Regions from separate parts of the Homo sapiens genome. Here region 2 is linked to region 1. A link is an interaction called in ENCODE POLR2A ChIA-PET data of the cell type or tissue named here. Cell type or tissue: OCI-LY7. All regions are shown on one strand.

Evidence for each region. Peaks named below come from ENCODE experiments on the same cell type or tissue, not always from the same donor. Only the 100,000 strongest peaks of a DNase experiment are listed, where the experiment ranks them.
Region 2: POLR2A ChIA-PET joins it to region 1 with 11 read pairs; 2 of 35 experiments call an interaction of 5 or more read pairs at or near these places.

The regions. Positions count from the first base shown.
Region 1 is chr12:92,812,058-92,814,557 of GRCh38, forward strand. EEA1 (early endosome antigen 1) reads right to left here. Exons shown (of 29, transcript NM_003566.4): 16 at 923-1,036. Among named protein-coding and RNA genes, the nearest start is that of PLEKHG7, 110 kb to the left of the region's middle. In OCI-LY7, no CTCF peak of the experiment used is centred here; no DNase peak of the experiment used is centred here; H3K27ac peaks cover 383 bases.
Region 2 is chr12:92,660,034-92,662,533 of GRCh38, forward strand. No RefSeq gene overlaps it. Among named protein-coding and RNA genes, the nearest start is that of PLEKHG7, 42 kb to the right of the region's middle. In OCI-LY7, no CTCF peak of the experiment used is centred here; no DNase peak of the experiment used is centred here.

The DNA.
Region 1 (2,500 bases):
CGGTGGCTCACACCTATAATCCCAGCACTTTGGGAGGCCAAGGTGGGTGAATCACCTGAAGTCGGAGTTTGAGACCAGCCTGACCAACATGGTGAAACCCTGTCTCTACTAAAAATACAAAATTAGCCAGGCACGGTGGCACATGCTTGTAATCCCAGCTACTTGGGAGGCTGAGGCAGGAGAATTGCTTGAACCCGGCAGGTGGAGGTTTCAGTGAGCCAAGATTACACCATTGCGCTCCAACCTGGGTAACAAGAGCAAAAAACTCCATCTAAAAAAAAAAAAGACCAATAACTAATATTACTCCCTGAATAACAAGTAAATTTTAAAAATTTCTACCAGTAAAAGCTAAGAAAAATCTACCAGCAACATTCACCGTGACCCTAAAGTAGGATGCTTCTATTCTACCAGAGTATCGCTTCTGTATTCCCTCCAGCTCCTCACTTCCTCCTATTACCAAGAAAGGAGTAACTCTTATAACTGAGGTAGAATATACAGTGTTCTTTTCCTGTTTCCAAGTGGCAAGTACATTTGGGTCATGGTCCAGTCTACCTACTAAAAACAAATGTGGTGGTCTGCCCCATCCAATCACCAACACTTGAAGGGATGGGGCAACAATTCAAAAGTTAGGAGGAAACATTACTGCTCTACACCAAGGTCTAGGCTAGGGGAGAAGGACAATATCAGGAAACCAACCACACCTGCACACTAGTAGAAATTTATCAAAAACAAAGCTGTTATTTTTATCTCCATCTATGTGACCCCCACTTTTACTACTCAACTGGAACTCATGGAGAAATTAAGGGGGATAAGCAAGTCTATCACAAGATTATACAAAACTGGGTATCATCTTTACATGTTTGCAATTTATTTATCTACCAAAGCACTAGGTGATAGTATGAAATTGCATCTGTTTCCCTACCTGCTGTTTATCTTGTAATGCATTTTGAGCTGTGTCCAAATGATTCTGAAGATCAGCTCTTTGAGCAGTTTTTGCTGCTTCTGCTGATAGTAATAGTTCGGTTTTGGCTTTAATCTGTAACAGCATTTACAAATTATTTAATTTATATTTAGTTCTTGATTTCCTCTTGCTTGAACGCACACTCCTTTTGTGACTAAACAAACTATTTAAAAATTAAGTCCTTGGCAAAAACATATGGATTTATATATTGAAAAATATGTATGTGAAAATCGCCAAAATAGGAATGATAGGGGAGAAGACTCCTAATAATGCTGGATAAATAATAAAAAGATATCCTCATGTGATTCCAAAACACTTTAGTATTCCTTTGCTAAGAAAGAAAAGGTACACTTTTTTTCCAAAAAAGGCCACTGTATTTTCAGAAGTGAGTATCTGAAAGTCTACCACTATTATGATAAAGTAAATAACCATGCCCCAAAAAATGATTACTCCGAAGATAATCAAGAATTACAGAATTCAATGACTCAAAACAGCCAGACAACTGGCACTTTGTAAAATTCAGTATTCCCTGATAACTTCTCACTTAAAGGGTTTTATTTTTGAAGCTCACAGTCAAAATATTAAATATTAAAAATTCAAGGCTGCCAATAAAATCAAACAAGCAAAAAGATCTATCTTGTTATCAAAAGTAACACCTTTAAGTGTTGGAATACCTTTAGTACAACTCACCTCGAATACGAAAAGCAAAAAATAGGCCAAGTGCGGTGGCTCACACCTGTAATCCCAGCACTTTGGGAGGCCAAGGCAGGCAGATCACAAGGTCAAGCGATCGAGACTATCCTGGCCAATGTGGTGAAACCCCATCTCTACTAAAAATACAAAAATTAGCTGGGCATGGTGGCATGCACCTGTAGTCACAGCTACTCAGGAGGCTGAGGCAGAAGAATCACTTGAACCTGGGAGGTGGAGGCTGCAGTGAGCTGAGATCGCGCCACTGCACTCCAGCCTGGCGACAGAGCAAGACTCTGTCTCAGAAAAAAAGAAAGAAAGAAAGAAAAGCAAAAAAGAAAATATATATGTAAAAACATGTATTTAAAATTAACATATTTTGAGAAAACAGTAAAAATGGGGGGTGCATTCTTTTAGCTGGTTGAAGAGAGGATCAATGAACATAAGAAATCTAAGATTTACATTGTATGGATAATTACAAGCTGAAGGAAAAATTCAAATAATTTTTTCTCAATATCAAAATACTTAATTTTCACAGAAATAATAGTTACATCAAGGTATATACATTTACATTGATTTAAAGGTGAAAACTAAAGAAATCTTCCCTTTAAACAACACATAGTAAATCTATACTGATGAATATATAGCATAGACTACAAATATATTTTTGCAGAAGTCAGCTTTATTTACATACGGCATTTCATCTATCTGAGGAACCAAAAACTCATGAAATATTTTAACATATGATAATCACTCATGATCTTTTTTATACAGCATGCTTCAACTAATGTAATATATGTATATTCCAAAATCATGTAGCATATAAAGAAAGTTTGGGGGAAATTAAGT
Region 2 (2,500 bases), 150 kb before region 1:
TAAGCTTTAGGAGATATGTATTCTTTGACAGATTTTAAGGGTTATGGAAATCAAAACAAGTTTGGTAAGTGGCTATAGTAGATTGCCAAAATTTTCACAAATTATTCCCTTCCTTAACAGCTACGTCCTTTGCAATATAGCTTTGCAATTTCTCCCATCAACAGGTGGAGTTGGTCTTGTGCCTTCTTTGGCCAATGGAATGTGACAAAGCAGCATTGCAGTTCAAGCCTAGGCTTTAAGAGACCTTTTGGGATTTCCTAATTGCTACAAAAAAAACCTGACACCAGGTGAGTAAACCCAGGGTAGCCTACTGGGGGATGAGAGACCACCTGGGACAAAGATGAACCATCCCAGGTAAGCTTTGTACCCCAACCACCACGACACACCAGCCAGGCTCCAGCTGACCTAGCACCTTCTCACACCTGAGCCCAGCTCAAATCGCCAAACCACAAATTCTTCCAAAATGGGATGTTGATTTACACCAGGGGTATCCTATCTTTTGGCTTCCCTGGACCACAAGGGAAGAATTGCCTTTGGCCACACATAAAATACACTAAGGATAGCTGATGAGCTTTAAAAAAATTGCAAAAAAAATCTCATAATGTTTTAAGAAAGTTTGCAAATTTGTGTTGGGCCACATCCAAAGCCATGCTGGGCTGCATGTGGTCCCGTAGGCCATGGGTTGGACAAGCTTGATTTATGCCATTGAGCTTTGTAGTGCTTTAATAGCTAAAACTAATTGATATAGTCACCTATATCAGGAAATACTCAAAATACACCCCAACCATATGCTGTATGTAGACCTTTTTGGAGGCTGATTGAAACCAAACCAACTTCTTAAGATAACTGAGGAAATTTAAAATGGTATGAGTATTAGACAATATTGAGGAATTATTGCCCCTTTTGTGAGATGTGGTAATGATATTGTACTTATGTTTTTAAAAAGTCCTCATCTGTTAGGGACATACAAAATTTATACATGCATATATGAAATAAATATGTACCTACACACATACATAAACACATACACGCTGAAATATTTAGGGGTGAAATAACTTTATGCTTGGAATTTGCTTTAAAATACTCCAGCAATTAAAAAAAAAAAGAGCAGGAAGCAGGGCATAGAAGAGAGGAAAATAGGCGAAATGTAACGGTGATAATGTTAGAAGGTTGACAATGGCTGCATGGCAGTTTGCCATGATATTTTCTCTACTTTTGTGTATGTTTGAAATTTTCCAAAATAACTTTTCATGTTTTTGCCTTCAAAGAGGTTCTTAAGATTATTTCTGAGGCTTTCCCAAATACCTGGAAAGAAAACAATCATTAAATGGAAACACCGCGTAATACTATCATTGGCCTGATGGTTCAAATAACCAATACATTTCATAGCGCCACTGTGGAAGTGGGAGGAATCAAGTAGTGACAGTAGAGATTAGATTAGCTGGAAGTCATAGTAAAAGTCAAACCCAAAGCATGCTTAATGGAAATTACAAAATTAGTAAGACAACAACAAGGAACCTGGCTAGTCTCATTTTAAGTCCAGTATTTTTCCGCTGTAATGCTGCCACTCCCTCACGTTGATTACATTCAAGTGGCCAAATGTTATAAGCAGGACTCTTCTGGTTGCCGGTGACAGAAGCGCAACTTAAATTGCCTTTAGCAATAAAAGGTTAATTTTTAGATTGATCAGTTAAGGTATTAATCGACAGTTGCTTAAACAGTTACCCCCCAGATCTCAGCATCTTAACACAATAAACATTTCTTTTTAGCTCTTGCCACTGATCTATGGTGGCATACCTGCCCAGATGGCTGCAGGATGCACTCTTCTCCAAGCCTTCAGCCTCCTAGCCAATGGGTAGGGAAAGGAAATGAATGATCCCTCATGGGATGTGATCATGGGCTTCGGCCACATAAGGTGAGAACTCACAGGCCACACCTAACTACAAGAGTCTGAGAACTGTGGTCTAGCTGTGTGCATAAAAGGAAGAAAAAAATGGATTTTGACAAACACACTGCAATTTCTGCCATGGCTAGACTTTCTGCTGGAGAAGGCTGCAATGGTACATCTTGCACAGCGGGATCCAGGGTTACACCATCATGTGAGATCTCTTTCACATTCTTTCTTCCTCTCTCTTTTCTCTATTATGTTCTGCCTCAGCTCTGCCTCATTCTGTCTGCTGGCTTTTCCCGCCCTCAACTGAAGAATCTTTAGGCATCCATACTGTTTGGAAACATGGCTAGTGTGCATTATGTAAATACTGGTTTTTCCTGCATATCACAGTATTCAGTTTTAGCCATTCATTGAAATATCACAGTTTCCAGTGGAGTCACATAAGGAAGAAATTGCAAAGGTGGTAAAATAAATACTGACATTTAGGAAAAGCTGGAATAACACCTTCCCTTTTCCCTTTTCTTCTTTTTCTTTCTTCTTTTTTTTTTTTTTTTTTTTATACAGAGTCTTGCTTTGTTGCCCAGGCTGGAGTGCAGTGGCACAATCTCG